2 separate regions of the Mus musculus genome follow, and region 1 is linked to region 2. The links are chromatin loops, found by intact Hi-C in ENCODE. Cell type or tissue: left cerebral cortex. All regions are shown on one strand. Each heading gives the region's core, and the rest is flanking DNA. Links, peaks and the distances in the headings are about the cores only. Region 1 overlaps Psap (prosaposin). Region 2 overlaps Unc5b (unc-5 netrin receptor B).

Evidence for each region. Peaks named below come from ENCODE experiments on the same cell type or tissue, not always from the same donor. Only the 100,000 strongest peaks of a DNase experiment are listed, where the experiment ranks them.
Region 1: it touches region 2 in a loop (6-fold over the local background); 30 of 42 quality-filtered maps call a loop at or near these places.

The regions. Positions count from the first base shown.
Region 1 is chr10:60,301,194-60,309,193 of GRCm38, forward strand. It overlaps Psap (prosaposin), which reads left to right. Exons shown (of 15, transcript NM_011179.3): 15 at 501-1,407. The coding sequence ends at 536. Cdh23 (cadherin 23 (otocadherin)) reads right to left here. Exons shown (of 71, transcript NM_023370.3): 62 at 6,653-6,909; 63 at 6,271-6,368; 64 at 4,916-5,036; 65 at 4,747-4,826; 66 at 4,538-4,578; 67 at 4,385-4,445; 68 at 3,865-3,994; 69 at 3,632-3,754; 70 at 3,231-3,335; 71 at 1,557-2,507. The coding sequence ends at 2,181. Among named protein-coding and RNA genes, the nearest start is that of Psap, 28 kb to the left of the region's middle. In left cerebral cortex, for the core only: a CTCF peak has its summit at 4,267 (motif pointing right); a DNase peak (open chromatin) is centred at 4,276.
Region 2 is chr10:60,754,750-60,766,572 of GRCm38, forward strand. It overlaps Unc5b (unc-5 netrin receptor B), which reads right to left. Exons shown (of 17, transcript NM_029770.3): 17 at 7,845-10,624. The coding sequence ends at 10,459. Among named protein-coding and RNA genes, the nearest start is that of Slc29a3, 7.9 kb to the left of the region's middle. In left cerebral cortex, for the core only: CTCF peaks have their summits at 2,453 (motif pointing left) and 5,825; DNase peaks (open chromatin) are centred at 2,442 and 5,837.

The sequences.
Region 1 (8,000 bases), core at 1-8,000, 460 kb before region 2:
TGGTTCAAGGGTGCTCCACAGGGTGTTTGTGAGCAGCCCTGGGGGCCAGACTTGCTTTCCTGATGGGGTATTGGTCTTGGCCTCTAGCGCATAAAGCTTTGTCGTTCCTTCTCAGGGACGTGAGTCAGCCGGGCCCCTCCTGTCCTTGTCTGCACTGTCACACCCCATGGATAGCATGTGGGCCTGAGGCTGCCCCTCTTGAGCTCTTGTTCATTGCTGTAGGATTTTTCAGTCAAGCAGCAGGGACTGGGGGCTGGAGTCCTGCCTACTGCAGGAGTACTCTTACATGACAGCAAGGGGCTGTGCCTCTGGTTCCGTGCCAGTGTTTTCAGAGATCTCACAGCTCTGAGGGCCACAGGTCCTGTTTTGATAGCATCCTAGGTTCCTTAGCTTCTGTGACGTCAGCAGAAAGCAGGTCACACTTGGAGTGACGCTGACAAGCAAGTGACGCGTGAAGGCTTGTCCTGTCTGACCTGACCTGTCTCCCTTTCTCCTCATAGGCTGTCGATCATTGCAAACGCCATGTGTGGAACTAGTTTCCCAGCTGCAGAAGTCACCTACTTGTGGGTCTAGGGTAATGAACACATAGATCTATTTGACTTAATAAGTAGGAACCCCCTTTGCCCTTCCCCCATCTCCTCTCCCTTACTGTAGCATTTCTGTCATGTAAGAGGTGCTGACAGCCACTTCCGTGTCCCCTTTCTGCTCGAAGGATGAGGATACCTTGGGCATCAGCTCCCCGGCTGCCCTTTTCACCCACCTGCTGGAGGGGGGTGGTGAGCCAGAGGGCAGGAGCATTTTCTGAGCCCTTTCTTGGTGTGTGGGGGATCTATGGCCATCTCCTACCATGAGGGAGCTACCCAGCTTCCTGTGGTACCAAGGAGTTATTTTGGATGATTAGAAGCACAGAATGATCAGGCCTTTAGAGCGATGGAATGGCCATTGTCATAGCACAGAGATTTCAGAAGCACCTGCAGGTGGCTTGCTTGGGATGTTGCTGTCCCTGGGTCAGCCTTCCATTCTGCTTTCCTGTCTTCCCGTCTGCCTTGTTGGGGTTCTGTGGGGTAGGGTGGGGAGGGGAAACTTGTGAATGTAACTTGCCTGTGCCGTGTGACGGTCACGTGGGCCTGGTCTTTTGTGTGTGAGGCCCTTGACCGTGTGGCCTCTGCCTGGCTGTTTGGGGTCCTGCACGGCTTTCCCACCACCTGTAGCTCTTGTTGACCTGCCTGTTCACCTCATGAGTGAAGCGTCTGCCTGGCAGTGGGCCATGAACTGAGGGGTCTCTGTGTAGAGTAGAAGCTTCCTGTGCCTCCGGTTGCCAGGAGACAGCCTGTGCAGTTAAATGGACCTAGATTTTGTTTTGCACTAAAGTTTCTGTGACTTAATAAAGTTCTGTTAACCAACAGATCTGGCCTTGTGTCTCTTTGATACCTCAGCCAGAAGAGAGTGGGTTCTGGGTCCCCTTCCCCTTCCCCTTCAGCTCCTAGCAGCCGCTCTGGCCAAGGGGCTCCCTCCCATCCCCCCAGGACCTTCATACGGCACCAAGTCAGGGTATTGCTGGTTCCATGTGAGTTGCTTTTCTTTTTAAACAGAGCATTCCAGAGACTTTCACTGAGCATCAGTTAAACAAAACCTGGAGGAAATCCTGAGGGAGTAACTTAATTTAGAAAAGGGTTACACACAAACACTCTACATTCAACACCCAGGGGGAGGGACATCAGTCACGGCTGTCACCTGGGCACCTCAGGACGATGGGGCGGATGCTTTGTTCCCTCATCCACTGGTGTGTGTGCAGGGGCGGAGCGCCACCCTGACGTCCAGCAGGCAGAAGTGCAGTGGGGCTTGGACTGAGGCAGGGGTGGGCCGGCTGGGTTGTCAGTTCTGTGCTGGCTCCCTGCTCCTTAGAGGCGTCGGGAAGAGCTGAGCTGGGCCTCAGTCTCTGGGGCTCCCCCAGAGATCCTCCTCACCTTGTCCTTAGACACTTAGCATTTTTAAAGTTTTCTTAAAAAAATAACCAATTTTATGAAGGTAGAGATCAGATGCTGAATTAGTTCCTGGCAGGAGGCAAATCTGAGCCGCCATGCAGGCTGCCAGGGCCAGCCCAGGGTCACCCACAAAGGCTGTACTGGGCGAAGGGCCGGCCGTGCCCCTGCCTCGGAGGGTGGTGGGCAGGCTTGCCATCACAGCTCCGTGATTTCCAGAGGGCTCTCCATGATAACGTCCCGGAGCTTATGCAGAGGGGTGGACTTGGCCGACTCTGTGCGGGCATTGCGCTCAAAGGCAGTGGCCTCAGAGGCCGTCAGAGTCTCCAGCGAGCGGTCCAGCCCCTTCTGGTCGTCCTCCGGCAAGCTGTTGAGATCAGTGGCCAGCAGTGTGCCCGTGCTGCCATGAACCATGTGGATTCCATCTTGCCCCTTGAGCTCCATGGGTGGCTTGTGTCGGAAACGGAGGCTGCCCTGGCCTGGGCTGTGGTCCCCAGGCTCCTCCTCCAGGTCGGTGTGGATCAGCTGCAGAAGGAGGGACACCCTCATGACTCGGAAACTACAGTGAGCTGAGGGCTGTGCCTGCGGTGTAAGCCGGTCGGTCACCCCAGGACCACACTGGCCTCTTTACCGCATCTAACAGAGCCACCCAACAGGCCCGCCAGCCTTCTCAAATGGAAGGCAGAGGCTGGATATTAAAAGGTTCACCACCTGTCCTTAAGCATGTGGGTATTAGTCTGGACACTACTGTGGTATCTGGGTTTGTAACCAAGTTGGTAGGAAAGCAGGGCCAGGTAGAACCTCTAGAAGTAGGAGGAGCACTTTGGTCTGGCTGCAAGGCTTTGTAGCATATACCCCGGTGGAAATGGGCATTTTGGGAAAGCCAGTGTAACTGGCAATCCCTAGTTGCTGGAACAGTAGCCCAGGATACACAGGCCTGCTTGGCCCTCCTGACCTGTTTCTTAAGGTGGAGGCTCCTTAGAAGGTAACGGTTTGGGGTTCCTGGACACTAAGAACCGCTGCTTTTGAGCCCACCTCATTTCTAGGAAAGACTCCACAGTATCCAGACATCATAATCTCTTTTCTGACTTCCTGGAGCAGCTTTTGGGTTTGGCTGCTAGGTTAACAGAAGAGCAGATAACTCCCAGTAACGAGAGGGGGGGGGGTGGGGGGGAGAGAGAGAGAGAGAGGCATCCCCAGGAATGGGGCACGGCACACAGTTCCCAGCTCCCGAGGCTACCTCACTACCTCGGAGATGGAGGAATGGCAGGAGGAGGCTTTTTGTACCATCCGTTGTGCAAAGAGTTTTTTGAGCCGTAGGTAATCCTCCAGGACCACCTTCAGCAGCGAGCCCTGAGGAAGGGAGAAGGTTAACTTCCCACTTAGGCTGCTGCCTGCCCCTAGCTCTTACACGCCCATGGCAGTCACGGTTCTACAGGTATCCAGTTCAAATGAAGAGGATGGGAAAAGAGCCTGAAAACTGACCGTTCAGTTCCGAAGACGCCACAGGCTGCCGAGCCTATTAACCCTAGTGCCCAAACTCCCATCCTGATAGAAGGCGGGTCCAGATAAACCATCTCCTTATATCCTTGAGTAGGGGTCAAATTCAAACAGGGTCTGGGCACTGGACCCTGCAGGAGAGGGCTCACCTTAATAGGCCCCTCTCGAATGATCTGGCCCAGCTTGGCGATGTTGTCGTATTCCTGGATGGCTGCACGCAGGTATCTGTCATCATCGGGCTTGACTGCTGCAGGCTCACGCCCAAAAGTTCCCTGGAGGAGAGGGGAGCATTGGCTGGAGCAGGGAGGTTGACATCATAGGGTAGGGAACCACCCTCCCAAGTCCTGAGCTCGGCCTGCTGCATGCTGCCACCCTGGCTCACATGGGTGCGGGTGGGGCTGTTCCACAGGTCTGCGATCTCACTCAGGTTCTCAGGGAGGTCATCTTCGTGCTCGGCCTGCGCAGCCAGCTCCAGGTTCCGGCAGAAGGGGTCCAGCCACACAGGGTTGGCTCTGTAGTTGGGGAGTAGCATAGGGTAGAAAAGATGCCTTGCCTCTAAGACTGCCCATTCCCTGGGCCAGCCACAGAACCTTCAGCAGGGCTGCATAGGAACTCTGCCACAGCTCCTATGGCTATATCCTTTTGTTACAGGATCCTGTGAGAGCTACGACTGCCTACCAGCCTGGGTCAGCTTTGTCAGGGAGGCCTCACCCCCTCCCTCTGCTCCCTCTTAATTGGGACCTGGACAACACATTTTTAAGAGTGCGGAGAAGTGATAAGACCACTAGGGGGAGCCCACACTCCATGTTTCAGCCAGGGTGGCAGCTGCTACAGATAACTTCTCTGTAGCTGGGTCCTGTAGGGATCCTAAGGAGATCTGCAGACTTGAGGAGTCCACACACCCATCGAAGGAGTATTTGTTGGTATTGGGCATGTCCATGATGTCAATGAAGCCACGGTTCCCTGCATGGAGAGAATTTGAGTGAGGGGCAAAAGGGTACAGCCAAGGGGAGGACCAGGCCCCCTTAACCTGACCCCCAACAACCTTCACTCACCCGCAGAGCCAGCCACAATGGCCTTTAGCTTTCTCTTGTGTCTGGAGAGAGAGGGAAGGAGGAAGAGGGAGCGGGGAGGGAGAGAGTGTCAGTTGGCTCCATAAGGGAAGCTGGCCTGTTACCTCTGGTCCTCGGCCCTGCCTGCCTTGGTGCCCACTGTCTGGGGGACATCGGCTATTCTGGTTCAGGCAGGAGGTGGGGACACTCACATGGTCCTGTAGTACCAGTTCATGAGGACGAAGAGCATGGCAGCCAAGAAGAGAAGGATGGCCAGGACAATGATGGCCATCTGTGGACATAGCAGGCCAGCCATTAGCAGGCTGGTCCAGGGGCAAAACCCAGACTGCAGGCGGGTGGGGACAGACACAACACACGTACCTGCAGGGCAGACATGTCATCCGGCAGCTGGACAGAGATGGCGGGCTGCACATCCAGCACGTTGTAGTTCCTGAAGAGGTTCCGAAGCTGCTCCTTGTTCTCATCGATCATCTGGATGACCCTGTATAGGAGCCATGGCCTCTGCTCTACCCCAGCCACCCACCGCCCTCCATTCTGGGGCAGTGTGTTCTGTTCCCACCATAAGCCCCACATGCTCACATGCTGCTCTGAAGCTCTGCAAGAGAAAAGCCACCTGGCTGGGTGAGCATGGCATCTTACAGGGCCTCTGTGTCTGCGGCCAGGGTCTTCATGGACCCCAGACAAATGGAGTTTTATTGGAGAATGTGGTGGTTTGAATAAGAATGGCTCAATGGTTTGAATAAGAACGACCCAAATAAGCTCATAGATTTGTGTGCTTGGTCACCAAGGAGCAGCACCATTAGGAAGCAGGTGTGGCCTTATTGGATGGAGTGTGTCACTGGGGGGTGGGCATTGAGGTTTCAGATGCCCAAGCCAAGTCCAGAGTCTCTCTCTCTCTTCCTGCTGCCTGTAGATTAGGATGTAGAATTCTCGGCTCCTTCTCCAGCACCACGCCTGCCTGGATGCTGCCACGCTTCCCACCGTGACGATAATGGACTGAATCTCTGAACTGTAAGCCAGCCAGGACATTAAATCATGTCCTTTATAAGAGCTGCTGTGGCCGTGGTGTCTCTTCACAGCAGTGGAATCCTGACTAATCTGTGAGGCCTAGAGGGATGAGCATGTTCCTGCTGCCTCACTGTCTTCTTCCCCAGCTCTGCACCCTGCAGTGAGGCTGATGGCAAAGTCTGTGCCTCCTTTGTGGTTCCTCTTCCCCATAACAGGCCGTCCAAACATGACCCCCCAACACACACACATACACATACACACATACATGCACACATACACACACATGCACACATACACACACACACATGCACACATACACACACACATGCACACATACACACACATGCACACACATATACACATGTACACATACACACACACATGCACACATACACACACACATGCACACATACACACATACACACATGCACACATACACACACATGCACACATACACACACATGCACACATACACACATGCACACATACACACACATGCACACATACACACACACACACATGCACACATACACACGCACACATACACACACACATGCACACATACACACACACATGCACACATACACACACACATGCACACATACACACACATGCACACATACACACACATGCACACATACACACACATGCACACATACACACACATGCACACATACACACACATGCACACACACACATGCACTCACCTGTCCACATCCAGGATGCGGTTTGTGTCGCGATTGACCACGTGGATAAGCAGTTCTGTCTGCGCAAAGTTCACCCTCCCTTTCATATCCACGTGGAACTGGGGAGAAAGGGAGTTTGTGGGCGTAAGGCCACACGGCTGGCACTGGGGATGGGACACTACAGGCCAGCATCATGCAGGAGCCCTATCACTCCTGGGTCTCCTGGACTCGGCTGCTAACTCCCACATAAGGCTCCTTCACTATTCTTATTTACAGACAAGGAGATGGAGGTCTACAGACCCGGGGCCATCCCTCAAAGCCATGTGGCTATGAAGTGATTAAGGAGGGGCCTCTTCTGTCCCCCGTCTCTTCCCATCGCCCCAGTCCTTGGGCCCCAGGTCACCTGCACGTCATCGGTGTTGACAATGGCGCCTGTGATGTTGGACAGCAGGCGAATGAACTCCTCCTCGAAGCCACGCACGCGGTCCGGGATCTCATTGATGACGATCTTCACGCGCTGGTCATCCCTCAGGATGTAGATGCCGATGATGGCGGTATCATTGTGGCCGGCCAGGTCTCGGGCCACGATGTCTACCACAAAATAGCCAGGGCTGTAGGCCATGAAGAGGTCAAAGGTGCGCAGGATACCGTCCACACTCCCTGTTAAAGAGTCGGGGTGGCACAGCTCAGAGGCCACACATACTGATGATAAGCCCTGCCCCCTAAGCCACATCCTTGGAGGAAGTCAGAGTTCTCCACGTCCACAGCCTGAGTGCTGGGATTATAGGCATACGCTAGCATGCCTGGCTGAAACGCTCCTGATTTTTAGTGGTTGCTCCAGCTTTATGTAAACACTGCATTTATTTACTTTTTAAATTTTTATTATTTATTTATTTATTTAATGCATATGAGGACACTGCAGCTATCTTCAGACACACCAGAAGAGAGCGTCAGATCCCTTACAGATGGTCGTGAGCCACCGTGTGGTGGCTGGGAACTGAGCTCAAGACCTCTGGAACAGCCATCTCTGAGCTCTCTCTCCAGCCCCAACACTGCATTTTGAATAACTTTAGGCTCTCCTGCCCAGATGTGATAGCCATTTCTGAGCTCTGTAGGGTCTTTCCCATGTACTAGACCAGTGTTTCCCAACCTTCCTAATGCTGACCCTTTAATACAGTTCCTCATGTGCTGACCCCCAACCATAACATTATTTTCATTGCTACTTCATAACTGTAATTTGCTACTGTTATGAACCATAATGTTAATATCTGCTATGCAGATTGTCTTAGGTGACCCCTGTGGAAGAGTCATTTGACCCCCAAAAGTGTTACAACCCACAGGTTGAGGAACACTGCTTGTAGACACATGTACTTAGGAATTCCACAAATATAACAGAGAGATGACTAGAGATGGCACAGGCTAGACCAGTGGTTCTTAGCCTGTGGGTCTTGACCCCTTTGGGGGTCACCTAAGCACTGGAAAACACAGATAGTAAATTATGGTTCACAACAGTAGCAAGATTACAGTTATGAAGTAGCAATGACTGTTTTACAGTTGGTGGCTACCACATCACGAGGAACTGTATTAAAAGGGTCTCAGCATTAGGACGGTTGAGAACCACTGGCCTAGATGACTCTAAAAAAGACAAAAGACCTGGGTTCAAAACCCACCACTTTCTAGGTATGTGGCAAGTTCCATAGCTTCTCTGTAAGTTGGTTTGTTAAAGTAAGGGCAGCAGGGCTGGGATCGTA
Region 2 (11,823 bases), core at 2,380-10,379:
CAGCTATTCTGGCTCAAAGTCCTCTCTACACTGACTGACTCAATCTGGCTTTTCTAGGCTTCTCCTGAATTGCTCTGCTCAGGCTCATACTAACTTCAGCAATCTGTTCTGGTCCTTGGGCTCCCTCTCATTCTCTGGTTCCTTCTGTCTTCACCTGTGTCTGGCTTGTTTTCCCTCTGCAACCTGTCTCTGGACAACTGTCCCAGTAAGGACTGTCTTCCTCCCCTCTTCCTCTCTGCATTGCTCTCTCTTAAGTAGCCTCTCTTTTCTCTCTGTTCTTGTGAGAGTTGGGCAGATCCTATTCTGTCAAATCTTTCTCTGATTCATCACTTTGTCTGCCACTCAATAAGATATCACTTTCAAACATGGGTGCTACCTTCTCCAAACTAACTTTACCTTCATTGTTTTGGATTAAAGGTGTGTACTAAGGGCATGTCTGCATTCCAGCCAGAGGGATTAAAGGTGTGTACTAAGGGCATGTCTGCATTCCAGCCAGAGGGATTAAAGGTGTGTACTAAGGCTGAGTCACACCACAACTAGAAACAGATTTTTCCAGTAAACCACACAATCTCGGGGTTCACAGTGTGATCAAGTATCCTGCAACACACGACACTATCCCCAGTGGGTCAATCACTAGTTAAGAAAATGCCCCATAGATTTGCCTACAGACCAATCTGATGGAAGAGGGTTTTTTTCAGATGACTACAGATTGTGTCCAGTTAACAAAATACTTAGGCAGTTTTGGGGAATTCAGGTTGAGTGGGCCCATAAAAAGTATTTGGGTCCTCACTTTCCAAGACTGTAGGTCTGCCTGCTCTCCCTTTTCTGCCCTTACTGGATGTCTTAGTTTACTTTTCTGTTCCTGTGATCAAATACCATGGACAAAGCACTTTAAGGGAGAAAGGGGTTAGGCCACAATTCTATTTCCTGCCCATCTTGGCAGGGAAATCAAGGCAGCAAGAGCCAGCAGCAGCAGGTTACATTCCATCTGAAGTCAGCAGAGAGTAGTGCACGCATGTGCTCAGCTAGCTTTCTTCATCCTTATACAGTTCAAGATTTCCCTGAGTAGGGAATGGTGCCACCCATCATGGGCTGGGTCCCCCCACTTCAATCAGTGTAGTTTAAATATTGCATCACAGACATGGCTGGAGGCCCATTTGCTGTGCTTCTAACTTCTGTGTGGTTGACAATAAACAGCGTTCATTATACCTGGGATCTTTTTTTTTTTTTTTTTTTTAACTACATGGCCTTTCCCCATGACTAGCCCATGTAGAGAATGAGACTGTGGAGTGTGCAGTCCTAAATGGGATGTATATAGAACACCCTTCCCTCTGAGACTCAGGGATCACTGACAGAGTATAGAAACATGATAAAAGCCAAAGGTGGTAAATGTGGCAAGCACACAGTGTTCTGTTCTGAGGCACAACAGGGATGCTACACACATGAACCCACAGTGGTTATGATAGCAGGCTGTGGTAGTTTAAATTAGTGTGGCCCCCATAGACTCCTGTGTTTGGATGCTTGTCCAAAGAGAGTGGCACTATTAGGAGGTGTGGCTTTGGTGGAGGGGGTGTGGCCTTGTTGGAAGGGGTGTGGTCTTGTTGGAGGAGGTGTGGCTTTGTTGGAGGAGGTGTGGCCTTGTTGGAGTAAGTGTGTCACTGTGGAGGTCTTAAATGCTCAAGCCATGCTCAGTGTAAAACACATCCAGTCTCCTCCTGGTTGCCTTTGGATCAAGGTCTCCAGCACTACATCTACTCCCATGATTCCATGCTTCCCACCATGATGGACTAAACCTCTGAAGCTGTAAGGTAACCCCAGTTATATGCTTGCTTTTTAAGAGTTGCCATGGTCATGGTGACTCTTCACAGCAATAAAACCCAAATTAAGACTTAAGGCCCATGCAAACTTAAGCCAGACAAAATCCCAGCATGAAAGTAGGGCCAAGTGGGCAGGAAGTTCCACCCCTTCTGGAAGAGAAAGTGGCATTTGATAGCTAATTTAGACAATGCAAATGGAACTCCACAAGTTGAGAGAGAGAGAGAGAGAGGAACTAGGATAGCACAGCAAGTTGGGTGGACAGGGAGTTGAAGTGGAGGTGGGGGGAGCTGGGGTGGATATGATTAGAATACATTCTATAACATTCTTTAAAAATTAATAAAATTATTAAAATTTAAATTCACAAAAGAAATTGTGGATACCTTTTCAACAAAATTGGTAGGTACTTTTCTTGCTCAAAAAACCAAAATAAAATAAAAAGGACAGAATCTTCCTAGGTGGTCCAGCCTCCTGCCAGGGTGGCGGGGGTAGTGTGGGGGGGGGCTTTGAGCCGCCAGCCTTCCCTCTCCAGCCTTTCCACTCAGGTGCTGGGAGTACCTTCTTTGGAGTCAGCCTGGCCGGCTCAAGGGAGTCCATCGGGTTTTACTGGTAGATGTTGCCACCTTGAGGTCATTTTCTGCCACTGCAACGTCCCTGTTTTAACCTCATTGGTCAGATTTTTTTTTTCAGGATTCCACGGCCCCCAGATGAGGCACTTGTAATTCTAAGATTCCCACAACAACTAGTTCTAATCCAAGTCCTTTCCCCAGTTGATGCCAGTCACCTCTCCTTGATATGTGCTGGTTCATCAGCTCTCTCGGGAAGTTATGACCTTTACGGGACTGTGGCCCTTGAGCCCTCTGTCCCTGCTCCATGCGTGGGGACACCCCTTTGTCTGCTTAGAGCCCAAGGTCTTAGTAATACCCAAACACCCATATCTCTGTTTTTCTGGTGCTCTGGGTGGCTCACTTTGACCCAGTTTATGAGGGTGTCTAGAGAGACACCAGCAGTCAGGAGGGTCCATTTGAATACATGACCACCAACCCAAGCCAGGGCTTCCCAGTATTCCCTGCGCACCTCAGCTTCTCTATCACCTTCTTCAAACCCCAGGGACACGCCCCACGGGCATGGTCTGTCCTCCTGTCCCCACAGAAAAGATCAACATCACTAACTAGGGTGTTCACCCTTCCCTATATCCCTTTCCTCGTTCTGCCTCCTTAGCCTGGTCCCCTCTCTTCTGCTTCTCCAGCTGACTGCTCCCTACCGTGCTCCAGAACCCACCCCCTTTCCTGCTCAGGAGCCTCCTGGACCCACTGCCCCTTGTCTTTCTTTGTCACAGTCTCCATCCCACAGCCTTTGTTTATTATTTATTTATTTTTTTTAATCTCTCATGTTCCAGCTTCCTATAATCCACATAGAGATCTGTATGCAAACCTCACATGGCGTTCGCAAAGGACTTCACATGGTATCATGCACACCTGCCTTAGTTACCTTTCTTACTCGTGTGGTAAGCGTTAGGGCAAAAGGAACTTAATGGAGGGCTTTTCTTGGCTCTCAGTTTGGTGGCTCCCAGTCTGGTGGCTCCTAGTTTGGTGGCTCCCAGTCCTCTGTCATGATGGGTAAGGCCTGGCAGGAAAAGTCTGAGTCACTTCATCAGATGGCATGCCTGTTAGGGGCAGAGTGGAATGAATGGTACCCAGCCAGGGACCCCAGCCCATGTGACTGTACCGCTGGTCTTCCTGCTTCAATAGTGCGTCTAGAGAATCCTTTACAAGTAGCCCTTCCCACGCTTGTCTCTTCTGTCAAGATGAGACTCAGTATTAACCATCACACAACTGAGCAATGCTTGAGCCCCAGAAGGTCTTCTCTTCTGCTCACTATAGCTTAAATGAATTCCCATTGCACACTACAGTGTAAAGTGTTTACTATACCACGGGGGGTGTGCAGCAAGCACAGTTGTCTCTGTCCTGTGGTTTCTGCTACATCACCGGGAAGGTTCAACGGCTGAGGCTCCAATTCCCTTCTTCACCTGTTTGTGTGTCTGACTGGTGGTGCTGGCTGTTGCTGGGACCTGTGCTGGAGCCCTGAGCACAGTATAAGCAGCTTCTTACTGTGATTCTTGGAGCTTTGTGGTGATGTAATTGCTGTGAAGAGACACCGTGACCAAGGCAACTCTTATAAAGGACAACATTTAATTGGGACTGGCTTATAATTTCAGAGGTTCAGTCCATTATCACCATAGCAGGAAGCATGGCAGTGTGCAGGCAGACCTGGTGCTGGGAGAGTGGGGAGTTCTACATCTTGATCCAAAGGCAGCCAAAGAGAGATGTATTCTGCACTGGGTGAAGCTTGTGCATAGGAGCCCTCAAGCCCACCCCCACAGTGACACACTTCCTCTGACAAGGCCACACCTCCTAATAGTGCCTCATTCACACACATATGGGTATGCAGGCCATCGCTATTTTAACCATCAGTCTCTGAGGGCGGTCATCTTTTTGTGACTCAGGAATTATCCAAGGTAGACTCTCCCAGGGCTGACCTCCAGATCACTAATTAGCCAAGGATAGCCTTGAACTCTAGATCCTCCTGTGCTGGGATTAAGGTTGTATGCCACCATACCTGGCTAAACTTCATCTCTAGATGGAGGAGTTGTTAGCTTACAGGTGATTCTGCTAAGTTCATCCCAGAGACCTAGCAACAGCTTACATCATCATCTGTTCAGTGGCCTGGCTTACATAAAGACTGCTTGTCACCTTCGTCCTCTCTCTCTCTCTCTCTCTCTCTCTCTCTCTCTCTCTCTCTCTCTCTCTCTCTCTCTCTCTCCTCACACACACACACCCACATGTTCCTGGCAGGCCTTTCTATTATTCCTTACCCTCCCTCCCCCGACCCTCATGCTCTGTGGCTCTGCCCCATCTCTCTGCCCCTACCCCTTCTCCAGGTCCTCACTCCCCTCCCTTCCCCCAAACAAACTTCCCTTATACCACCAGGTCTGTCTCATGGTGTGATTTCTCAGGGAGACACCTTGGCATGAGCCCACCAGATACTCTCTTACTCCTGCCCACCTACCGCCACATTATATTTCACAACAGGAGTGTCCAGGTCATTCTGGAAATTGAAGCATATGGTGAAACTGTGTCATAGAGATCTCAAGACACTCCTGTGCCACAGCCCCTGGCGGGTCTCGTGTTCCTGTGCTGCTGTAGTTAAAGCTACAGTATCTGAGAACTCATTGTGCTTCCTTATTCATTGTTGCAGCACTGCTGTTTCTGTCCAGGTGCACCCACCCCGTGCTGGACTCCACCTGCGATCATTTCTGTTTCCATCAAGGTCAATCTGTTAGCCTTTAGCAGGAACCCATGTAAGGAGTGTGTGTGTGAAGGTTTGTATATGCTCAGCCCAGGGAGTGGCACTATTAGGACGAAGTGTGTCACTGTGGGTGTGGGCTTTAAGACCCTCCTCCTAGCTGCCTGGAAGCCAGTCTTCTCCTAGCAGCCTTCAGATGAAGATGTAGAATTCTCAGCTCTTTTAGCTCCATGCCTGCCTGGATGCTGCCACGCTCCCGCCTTGATGATGACGATGGACTAGACCTCTGGACCTGTAAGCCAACCCTAATGAAATGTTTTCCTTTATAAGTGTTGCCTTGGTCATGGTGTCTGTTCACTGCAGTAAAACCTTAACTAAGACAGAACTGATGAAGAGAACCAGCTCCACAGGGTTGTCCTCTGACCTCCACACTGTGGTACACGTGTTCTTTCACACACACACACACACACACACACACACACACACACACACACACACACAAAATAAATACATATTTTAAATAGAAGGGTTTGGAATTATTAGTTGGTTTTCTTTTCGTTTTATGGATATTGATTTATCGCCGTTTGCTTCTAATGGTGATTTCTGTGAATCAGCTGAGTCTCGCTGTCATTCCCATTTCAGACCAGAGGAGGGCGCGCCTGAGCTGCCTGGAGAAAAGCAGTCCAGGCTCCCTGGGCGGCAGTCTGAAACGGCAGGGTCTCTGGAGCCAGAGCCTTCCTGGTTCTAACTGCATCGGTTCGGTTTTCGGGCGCCATCTAGTGGTTAGTTTCTTATTGTTCCTGTGGCCCGTTGACCAAAATGTGGCTTAGCTACAGTACCCAGGGCCAGGTGTCTCAGGGGGCCCTGAGAATCTCTCCTTCACGCCAAGGCCCTGTTCCACTATGGCTCGGTCGAAGGGACCCTAGAGATGAGCATCTGTGCAGTTTTGTCAGAGCCGAGATCTGCTGCTAAGAGGAGGGCAACAAAGACCAGCTGCCAATCATCGCCGGGAAGTGTTACAGCCGTCTCTCTAGATCCCAGACTCAGAGGCTCAGACAGAAGTGGCCTTGACCTCAGTTTAGGTACAAAGTTCTGAGGCTAGCTTCTGTGACCTAGAGTTAACGGTGGCTTGGGGGGCTCCTGCACCTCTATAATTTACTCTGTCCTCCCTGTTTCTCACACTGACAACCACTGGACTTTACAACCCTTGTTCCCAGGTTCGCCTGTTCTCTCTACCCCACTCACCCAACGATAACCTCTCTCTCAAGGCAAGGACCCTTTCTTCCTGTTCTCTCCTGCCCTCCATGTAGCACCCATAAATTTCACTTTTTATTCTTGAATTGCCTAGCTTAGTCAAGCCTGGCCCATTTCCCATATTCCCAGGACATGTCCACCTGCCTGCCTGATCAATAAATTCCTCTCGAAAGACCTTTACCGGGCTGGAGAGATGGCTCAGCGGTTAAGAGCATTGACTGCTCTTCCTAAGGTCCTGAGTTCAATTCCCAGCAACCACATAGTGGCTCACAACCACCTGTAATGGGATCCAATGCCCTCTTCTGGTGTGTCTGAAGGCAGATACAGTGTACTCATATACATGAAATAAATAAATCTTTTAAAAAAAAGAAAAAAAGAAAAAGAAAAAAGAAAGACCTTTACCCTGGCAGCATCTGGGGCCTAGGAACTTGCTGAATGTGGTTATCATGGGTCTTGGCTGACCAGATAGTGAAAGCAGGCCAAGTGTGTGTGAGCACGTGCATGCAGGCACAAGCATGTATATATTATGTGCTCTGCCCCCACCCCAATACACCATAAACACCCAGAGGACCCATGGACTTCCTTTTGTCTTGAAAATTTCTCAATCTAGACCCACCCCACTTTGAAATTGCCTTAGAGCCAGCTGCAGGCTGTAGAGAGTGAGAGCTGGCAAGGCCCACAGGAAGCTCACACTTGAAGCTTAGCAGACAGATGTTTGGTCGAGTACCCTGTGTTAATGTAAGATCAGAGCCTCACCACAGGACTTTCCAGACCCTGAATAGTGTGGTGGGCTTCATGACACCTCCACAACCAGGTCAAGGGCTTATTCCAAACTCAAGGGACTGTAGGCCATGGGGTCTGGGAACTGCCAACCAGATGCAGGGCGAGGCCTGAGAGCCACCTGAGGGTTATGGGTACCAGTTTAAGCAGAGGTAATTATCAAGTCATGAAAATTAAAATATGCACCCCTCCACCTGCAGACTGGTTCACTGGCAGGACACAGGTTTATGATTTCATTACCAGGCACCACCTGCAGGGAAACTCTTGCAGAACACACAATGCTGTCTGTCATCTGCGTGGCAGGACTGATGACACTCTCCTCCTTAGATGGGGTATTTACCTAGGGTGTAAACCACCAGGTTCACACCCAGCCACACATCCCAATGTACTCCCATCACTCTCCTGCCTGTATGGCATTCAACTGACCACTCAGCCTCAGATGGGACACACCCTATTCTCTCTACATTCCTCTCCTCTGCTGTGTGCTTTAAGGCTTGGCTGGTGAGCAAGGTGAGATCCAGGGGCCCTAACTTGCTGTGTAACTGTCAGAAAGCCCTGTTTCCCTTTTGTGGGATGGGGCTGTTGAGCTGGATCAAGGTCTGGAGCTCTGAGCTGCTGTGGACGTACAAAAAGAACAGGACACTCCCAACTGCCATTAAAAGACACCGAGAAGACATCAGACCAGGACCTGGATTTTTTTTTTTTAATTAGACTAGGAAATATAATTTATTTCATAAAAATTAATCTTGTTACAAGAGGAATGCTAAAGACTATTTACAAGTTATTTACAGAATGGACGAACAGGGCCGGGACCGTCCCCTGCATATCAGAACCCACAGACACACAGCCATGTCCACACCCCGGCACCTGAGCTCCCACCCACTTGACCTCTGAGGGTGGGAGGAAGGTGCTGTCTCGGATGCCTGGGAGCCTCAAGATGGGGGACCAGAGAGCCCTGAAAGATCCAGGGATAAGAAGGGTCCCTGTCCCTCAAGGGGTATGGCCAGAACTCAGACACCTGGCCCCATTGAGAAGAGCAGAGAGGCACATAGGAGATACACCAACTGACTGTGACTCGGGGACAGCAAACAGGCACGCCCACCTCCAGTGGCACAAACCTGGGCACAGAGGTCATGTCCACATGTGGGGATAGGTGTGCGTGTTCTGGGAGGGGTGCCCTGATGTGCCAAGTTGAAAAGCACAGGCATGCACACACACACACACACACACACACACACACACACACACACACACACACACATGCTCCCAAACACACATACTACCCAAGATGACACAGAAATACCCTGCAGGACCCAGCAACGCCAAGCTGGCTAGGAATGGGAAGGGGAGAGGCTTCATCTCATTGGAGGCAGGAATGGAAACCCAACCCAACAGCCCTGTCTGGCTCAGCTCAGAGTTGGCTTGACCTTACCTGGGCTGTCTGGTTAGAGCCCTACCCCAGGCTCCAGCTCTAGCTTCTGTGCCCCAGATGCTGAGCACCTTCTAAGTAAGAGTCGGACTGTAAGCTGGGACTTGCTCACTAAGTGCTCCCTCAGGTCCCAGACAGGCAGGTTTCCGAGGACGGGCAAAGGAGAGAGCATGCAGACCACAATCAACTTGTCTCTACTCGATTCTCAGAGAAGCGTGGGAACCCAAGGGGCCTCGTGGAGCATCCCAGGATAAAAGGACACTTAAGCCCAGAGAAAGCAGTTATGTGCCTGAAGTCACACAGCACAGCTCCACCTTGGCTTCCCCCTTCTATGTGCGGGCTAACAGTGACCAGTGAGAGTATGCCCACAGGGATGAGCATCTTTGGCAGGAGGAGCTGAGGACTACTCTATGAGGCACTGTTCACCTAGATGCCAGGGGCACCTTGGTCTGTCTCAGAGCCCCACTTCAGGAAAACCAGGGCAGAGATGCTTGCTGGGTCTGTGGCCATGAAACCTGCCTCCTCACAGAGGCCCCAACTTTCAAAGCTTTCAGGCTGGTCAAGGGCAGTTCAGGGAAGTCAGCATCTCAATAGGATCAATACCAGTGATCCTAGTCCCTGTCACTGCCCGTGGGCTGAAAGGGACAAGAATTCATCCCTTCCACTGGCCCCATGGAACATCCCAGAATGCGCTGTGGTCAAGAGTGGGTATACAGCTGTCTACTTAGTTACCTTCATATCTCCTGACCCCAGTAGGGAGATCAGCGGGTAAAATGATGGCTAGAGGCACAGGGGTGCAGACCGGCTAGTGCCAGCTTAGACACAGAGCCACCCAGCCTCACCCAGGGAGAGAGCCCTCCCTGGAACACCCCCTCCCTCTCAGTAAGAGTTTTGGCCATCACGAGACCAGGAATCACCAAACAGACCTGAACAGTCTCCCAGAACCACAGCTGGACCCTCCAAAGCCAGAGGAGGCCACAGAAGGGCACCTGCAGGGGGCTCCGGAGAGGACGAAGGCCACCAGGCCCCAGCTTCTGCTTGTGACTTTAGAACTCAGGGCCATGGCTAAAACCCTGTCTCAGCTCCCTGCACAGCTGGGGAAACTGAGGCCTTGACATAGCAAAGCCTTTCCCTGTGCAGTCTCTTATTGACCACACCCACACACACATGTGTCCACAAGTGCACTCGCCTATGGCCCAAATCACAAGCATAGCCACTCTTAGCCACATTCAAGGATAAAAGGTTTTTTTTTTCCTTTTCTTACTTTTTTTTGTTTGTTTTGTTTTCTTAAAAAGGAACTATCCAAGTATCTGGATAATAAATCATTTGCGTTCCCTAAGAAACTGGGTCTTTCTTTGCCCTTACTGTTTTTGCTCTCTCACTACCTGAGTCTCGCTGACTTCTGAGGCTCATCCCCCACCCCCCACCCCCACTCCCCTAATCTTCCCTCTCTGCTTGTGGACAGGAAAAAGCAGTTTGCCTGAACTGAACTCGACCCGGGATAAGAGAGCGGTCCCTAGCCCAGGACCATGTGAACACAGAATTGAAACCTGTGGGTCCCCAAAGTCACAGGGCTGAGGGTGGTGTGTTGTCGCAGGGGAAAGCCTCTGGCTTTCAGCTGTCCCAGAGGCCTCAGCCCACCCCAGAGTGAGCTGGGGAAACAGTGGGCCAGAGGATCCCGGCCTCTTGGCAGTAGAGCACAGAGACTTTCTAAGGCTGGTGGTGGTGGTCTGAGGGTTGTGGCGGGGAGGGAGTTGAAGGACCATTCCTGCTGTGAGCCAGGAGTGGTGGAGGCTGGGCACCCCTGTGCAGAGGCTGCCAGGCCTCCTTGCACCGTCTCCTACTGATCCCCACAGGCCTGTGGTCACAGGCACTCAGCAATCGCCATCTGTGGCCATGGCTACCAGCATCTCACTCTTGCCCATCTCCTCCAAGGCACTGGCCAGGCTGTTGAGGTCCCCGTCATCCTGTTGCCGAGCTTCCCAGAGGTCTAAGATGACACCTGTGGGACTAGCTTTGGTGGCGAAGTAGTTTAGGTACCTGTTGGAAGGAAACAGAAATGTTGGCACCCCTGAGGTGACCAGCCCATGAATTGGGAAGACCCGGGTGATGGGAAGACTGTGGGCTCCAGAGTCCCGCAGCCTTGAGTCTTGATTCCTGGGTTCCCCAGTTGTAGACTTTGCAGCCCTAGGCAAGTCCATGTATGCTAAGACTCATCCCTTGGTCCTCTTGATCTCCTACTAGCGTGGTTTAGAGGTGGGGCTGAGCAAGCTCCTGCAACTTGAACCTCTGCCTTCATCAACAGATAAACCCATGGAGGAACTCAGAGTCTGTATGAGGGCTGGCAAGATGGTTCTGTGGGTAGTGTAGACTTGAGTTCAAATCCCTGCAGCCAACATGAAAACCATACGTCTATAAATCCACTGTTCCTTGAGCACGCCATTTCAGGGAGCTGGGAAGCACAGACAGGGGAAGTCCCTGTAAGCTCCTGGGCTAGCTTACCTGACACTCAGGGCAAGCAGAAGAACAAAGAGATCGGAGGTTATCCTCTGACCTCCACACATGCTCCATGCACAGCGTGCTGCATACACACACATGCTAAATACATGTGTGTACAACATCTGAATACACTGTTGGCCAGGGCTGGACCTGTGGACGGCGGGGCTGGTCACTGGGGTGTGTCTTGCCCTGGCCCTTCCAGTCTACGTCTGAGGTGACTTTACTCCACCATAGCCTCCTGACACAATGCTTTAATAGACAGCAGCAGCAGCAGCAAGCGGAAACTGCAGGGACAGACGCCCCTGAAGCTGTGGCTCAAGATCCACCTTGGTTCCTTTAAACTGCCGGATATGATTCCGCAGTGAGGAGGGGTTGATTCCCACATCTCCTCACACAGCTGACAAAGCCCGAGCTCACCCAAAGCACCCTCTTCTCTTCTCCATCGCCATCACCACCACCAAAAGACGCCGGGACCCTGAGAGACCTTCCAAGCACGCTTCTGAGGATTGGAGCAGAGTCTCTAGCTATCTTTGTAAGCTTCTCCCATTTATAGTAACTAGATGGCTTTTCTTTTCTTTTCTTTTTTTTTAAGATTTATTTATTATATGTAAGTACACTGTAGCTGTCTTCAGACACTCCAGAAGAGGGCATCGGATCCCATTATGGATGGTCGTGAGCCACCATGTGGTTGATGGGATTTGAACTCAGGACCTTCCTTAGAACAGTCAGTGCTCTTAACC